2 separate regions of the Homo sapiens genome follow, and region 1 is linked to region 2. Evidence: chromatin contacts called from ENCODE Hi-C or POLR2A ChIA-PET data. All regions are on one chromosome and are shown on one strand. Each heading gives the region's core, a stretch centred on a gene start or an enhancer-like site at or near the end of the contact. The rest is flanking DNA. Distances are from core to core; before and after follow the strand shown. Region 1 overlaps LRMDA (leucine rich melanocyte differentiation associated). Region 2 overlaps LRMDA (leucine rich melanocyte differentiation associated).

What was found. A loop is a pair of places that touch in the nucleus more often than their neighbours do. ChIA-PET counts read pairs that join two places held with the same protein, here RNA polymerase II (POLR2A). Pooled maps may share reads with other maps.
Region 1: a loop to region 2 is called in a map with no recorded cell type, with 4 times the contacts of the local background. The contact joins two enhancer-like sites. A Hi-C loop is called at or near these places in 1 of 168 maps with a recorded cell type or tissue (PC-3), 5 of 37 single-sample maps with no recorded cell type and 4 of 50 pooled maps. POLR2A ChIA-PET finds 5 or more read pairs at or near these places in 1 of 52 experiments (activated naive CD4-positive, alpha-beta T cell).

The regions. Positions count from the first base shown.
Region 1 is chr10:75,610,127-75,612,826 of GRCh38, forward strand. All of the region lies in intron 2 of LRMDA (leucine rich melanocyte differentiation associated), which reads left to right. Among named protein-coding and RNA genes, the nearest start is that of MIR606, 59 kb to the left of the region's middle. Within about 2 kb of position 1,450, at least 5 of the 41 ENCODE cell types and tissues checked have a DNase peak (open chromatin) inside an H3K27ac peak, as active enhancers do.
Region 2 is chr10:76,034,366-76,037,065 of GRCh38, forward strand. It overlaps LRMDA (leucine rich melanocyte differentiation associated), which reads left to right. Exons shown (of 7, transcript NM_001305581.2): 3 at 1,643-1,769. Among named protein-coding and RNA genes, the nearest start is that of MIR606, 480 kb to the left of the region's middle. RefSeq lists an enhancer at 1-2,700. Within about 2 kb of position 1,412, at least 2 of the 41 ENCODE cell types and tissues checked have a DNase peak (open chromatin) inside an H3K27ac peak, as active enhancers do.

The sequences.
Region 1 (2,700 bases), core at 200-2,699, 420 kb before region 2:
AACATAAAATTTGCCATTGTAACCATTTGAAAGTGCCATGATTCAGTGGCATTTAGTACATTCACAAGGTGGTGCAACTGTCACCACTATTTAGTTCCAGCTTTATCACTTTTAAGTATAGAAAATATTTTGAAATAACTGGCAAATTCTTTCTATTGAGAAGTAGTCCTCATTAATACTCATGTAGACACAGACACACACCACACCTCCCACATCCCTCACCACAAACACACACCCCACACACATCATACACCCCCACATACAACATACACACCATTCCTCCTCATACTTCCCTACACCCCACATGTACACACAGCACTCCCTGACACCACATAGACAAACACATACCACACCCCCACATACACACACACACCACACATACACTCATGTATGTAAATATACAAAGTACAGTATATTAATTTTATAGTCTCATCGTGGCCAGAAGGACCTTAGAGAGTCTCTGTCCAACTCCATGGATGAGGGAACTGTGATCATGGCCAGAGACTTTATGGGACTGGCCCATGTTCGGGTGGCAGAGGCAGGCCCAGGTTCCCCAGTCCTGACACAATGTATTTTCTTTAATGTCTTTATAATAGGCAATACATGTTCCCTAAAATGTATTGTTGAACTGAAACCTTTAAGAATCATTTATTCTCTTTGTATGAATGTTTTTCCCTCAAGTCTTGTTTACATTGTGAGCTTTCATAGCAAACCCTTTCTTTGGCCCAACGTAGGCTAAATTTTACCGCAAATTCCAAATGATGGGAGTCGTAAATTTTTCTTTTTCCTGAGTTGGCCTTGTTCTGGTGGAAACTTAATGTGTGTGGAGTAATGAACTATTCTGCTGAGGGGAGGTGGACTTGGGTGACAGCATGCCTCTACTCTTACAGGGTTTGGGGTGGTATGAGGTTGGGGACAGGGAAGGCTGCTGCAGAGGCTGGAGCTGGTGGGGCACTCAGACAGGGGGAGCACAGGGTGAGAGGGGCAAGGACCCCTAGAGAGAAGCCCTGCCTCTTTGGTGTCCTTTGGAGGCAGAAGGTAGGCATTAGGAGTGATGATCTGGACAGGTCCTGTGTAGCTGGGCGTTTGTGGAGGCAAGTGCAGCCCTGATCTACTCTCAGTTGTTGGACAATGGCATGGGCTTGTAAAGTCGATCTGTGAGCAGGACCTTGATCGGAGTCCACAGTGGGTGTGTAGCTGCCAGTGCTTGACTCTGGTTTCATTTCCTTTTTATTGTAATAAAATTTACCATTCAAACTATTTTTAAGTGTACAGCTCTGTGGCATTACCCGCATTCACATTGCTGTGTAACCGTTACAACCATCCATCTCCAGAACTGTTTTCATCTTCTCAAGCCAAAACTCCATACCCATTAAATAGCCACTTGCTATTTCCCCACTCCCCTCCTCCCCTCAGCCCCAGGCAGCCTCCATTCCACTTCCTGTCTCTGTGAGTTTGACTACTCTAAGTTATCTCATATGAATGGATGCATACAGGACTTTTGTCCTTTTGTGACTGGCTTACTTCTGTTTTCTTAACATGACTTTATCAGCAGCTAGCCCATACAGTGCTTCTGGGAGAAGTAGAGAAATGTGCTCCCCTTCTCTGGGTGGATGTAACCCCTGGCCAGAAATTGAGCTTGGCAAGCACAGTATAGGTTGGATTTCAGTCTCCACCTGTCCTTTTGGCCAAATGCCGTCAGCTAGTGCACAACCTGAACAACTGTTCGACTTGGTCCTGTGTATCAGGCCTGCAAAAGGAGATTTCCTCTTGCCCTGGAGCCCCTGGCTGGGTGTCCTCCCTGTTGATACTTTTTTGGTCCCCTTCTCCTATTCCCCAGTTCCCTCTGCTGCCTTAAGGTTCAGTTTTGTTGATTTGCCCCAGACTGGGACCTCCAGAGAATAAAAGGCCAACAGAAAAGGTGAATGGGGTTTCTAGAACAATATAACTCATTCAAATGCCATTTAGTGTGGGCTAGGTACGAATGACTTATGTGGATTAGATTTCCTTTGGAAATACCCAGGGGGTTAAAAATTAAGAGGAGAAGTGTGTAGAAAAATAAGTGCGAGGTTTTACTTATGCAGTGCCTTTGAAGACTAGTTGAAATATTTAGCAAACTGAAAATGCAGCTGGTTGAATGTGCTCTGAACCGTGCTGGGCCCTTTAGCCTACCTCTTTTAATAAACTAGTGGCTGAATTGAAAGCAATCTAGGCAATAATGAATATTCTTATAAATCTCTCTGGTTGAGAAACTCTAAAAATATAGCCAGATCCCAAGCAGTACCTATTTCCTCTTAATTCTACTATAATACTTGAATGATCTTTTATAAGACATTAAACTTTAATTGATGCCATTTTACTAAGCAGATTTTAAAAGCAGCAATGTCAGTAATTGAACTGATCAAGATGACTTTTGTTTATTATGTATGATGTGGAAAGAGGCTTTTATAAAATGTTATTTTTGTTCTGATTTCCAAAGAGTTTGCTTATTTATTTACTTATTTTATTTATATATTTATATATTTGTATATATAAATATATAAAAATATATTTTTGAGTAGTGGATTTAGAGAGGCAATAGTGTGGATAAGAACTGATAAGCACAGATTTTCATGCCCTCTCACTGTGAAAGTATTAGAGAAAATATTGATGCAGAACAAGGAAAAAACTGTGTAAAATAAAGTGTAAAATGAAAAAAAA
Region 2 (2,700 bases), core at 162-2,661:
AGAGAAAGGAGGAGGAAATGAAACACGATGACCTCTGGACCCCTACTCCAAAATGTGTCCCCCCTCGGTGGGGCTGGCAGTGTTGGTTGGAGGAGCAGGCGTGCTCTGGGAGTCGAGTCCTGAGTGGGACCACCCCGAGGTCTGGCAGGAATGGAACATGCCGGCAGAGCTCTGGGCCCAGTGGTATCTACAGATTTAATTACTTACAACACATTTTTATACCTCGTAAGTATTGACTCCCTATTTTGGAGTCCTCTTGGCAGCGATCCCACAAGGGAGCTATGGATGCCTTGGGAAAGATCTGGTGCTGAAGTTCACACTCACAGCAGATGTGCAGACATTGCACACGCAAGCACACGGGGCTGTAATGGAAGCACTATCAGTAAATGAATAAATAGTGTGGACGACATCTCCCTGATTTGTCACATTTTATAGAATAGCCCGGCATCCCCTACGTGTCTCCCTCCCGTCCACATCGTAGCTCAGCTGTCAGCCGGTGCAGGCTCAGCACATCTCCTGGGTCTGGCAGGTGAACGAGCTGGGAGTCTGTGTCTCTGTGTAAGCCCCTCTGCCGGCCGGCTTGCTTTAATTAATGTCTGTGTGCGCCCAGGCAAGCACTTGTGCACAACTACCTCGTGTCACCTCCACCCCCAACACTCATGAGAGCCCATAAAATTAAGAGTTAACTTTCAGCGATGTGTATAAGCAAGGCTATTTTTCCCTTTCTGCTGTTTTTTTTTTTTTTTCCTGGAGCCGGGTACTTAATTCTTTCTGTTGCCTTTTTATTTACTGCCTCAACATCTACAGGGTTGCACTCTACACTTCTTTCAAAAATTAAGTGAGAAATCCACTTTCCATAAATTAAAACAGTAACTTCAGGCCAGGAGCTTTGAAGCAGCAATTCTCCCAACCCCCGTCTCCCCACCCGCAGCAAAAACAAATAAAAAGAAATAATAAAAGAAAAAGCCCTCTCAGATCGGAGTGATTATGTAATTCTGCAGATGCCTTGCCTTTGGGGCAGCCACTGGGACGCTGGGCAGAAGCAAATTAAGTGATTAGTAAAGAAAAAAGGCAGAGGAAAAAAAAAAGTCAAAGGATGTGAACGGAGAGAAAGGAAGCCTTCCCTGTCGTTTCCCCCGCGACTGTACAGAGAACTGCTAAGAAATGATACTTGAAGTTATATTTATTATTGTAAGAGGGTATGATATTTCTGGGCAGGAATGATGGATGACAACTTGAATTTGTGTCCAGGGAATGAAGGTGAACTGTGACAGAGTTATTTATCTTGGGAATGGAGGTTAGGGTCAGCCGAGGCTGGGTGCCTGAAGGCACAAGACATTGACAAATTTATCCTGCAGGCCGTATCTGAAGCCCTTTGTTTTGGATCCTGGCTACTCACTAAGTGACCCTCATCCTTCATGTTGGCAATGCGTGAAGGATGCGGTGGGTGCCAGCGGCCCCTTCTCCCCCGCCGCCCCCGCCCCGACTCCTGCTACTAATTCTTGTCATTCACTTTGCTGACAGGCACCAAGCCCAAACTATTCCCAGTCCTGAAAGGGAAGGTTAAAATATTTATTTCGGCTCATAATGGCCTCCCTGATTTAGTGCAGGATCATTTTTCCTGTTGCCTTTGTCATTGCAGGTCACTGGAAGGACTGAGCGCATTCAGGAGCCTGGAGGAACTCATCTTGGACAACAATCAGCTGGGGGACGACCTTGTGTTGCCAGGGTTACCCAGACTGCATACCTTAACCCTCAACAAGAACCGAATATCCTTTCCTCTGCCCGCTGCCCCCACTCCCCACCCAGCCCCACAGTCGTCCCCCAACCCCACCCTGCACAAATACCTGCAAAATGTCAAATGAGTTTTACGTGTCAGCTAAATTAAAGTATGTGAAATACAGTTCGTGGGCAGACAAAGCATTCTGTCTTCTGGCACTCGGGACACTTCAGAGTAATTTATTATAGGTCATTCATAAATGAAACGCACCATTATATCTTCCTGTTGCTCCATTTTAGTGTAGAGATCTAAGTTATGGCTGTGAAGAAATCTTTTTAATAGATAAAAATAGAGAAAGAAAATAATGTCACCGCTGCAGAGGCAGCGAAGCCCAGTCTGTTTGCTTGGGCTTGTGTGGGAGGGCGACCTCTGGTGGGAAGTCCCGGGTAATGCCGCCAAGCAAACTTCCTCTCCTGGGAGGTTTCTGGAAGGCTCTGGGGCAGGCTTGGGGAACCGTTTTGGTGAGGGAAAGGAGCTAAGGTGGCAGAGACATGTGAAGCCCAGGCCTGGCTATGCCCTCACTGGGGGATACCATGCTCTGGTGATGAGAGGCCTAGGGGACCCACGACAGTGTATGGCCTCCTCTATGGAGGCAAGGACCTAGTCAGCCTAGGGTGAGACTTACGGGCACTAACTGCTCTGGATTCTGTAGTGGGGATGGAAACAGGGAACCCTTGCTGCAACCTAAGGCCCGTAGCTCCTGCATTGTTAGTGTAGTGGATTACCCGGCACTAGAATGCCAGCTCGATGGGACAGGGAGTTTCCTTGGTTTTGTTAACTCCTCTGTTCTTCACACTAAGAATAGTGCCTGGCACCAAGTACAAGCTCAATAAATATTTGAGGGATGAATGCATCATTATCATTAGCTATTCCTTATTGAGCACTCCTAGGAATGAGGCATGGTGCTGGGTTCTTTATGT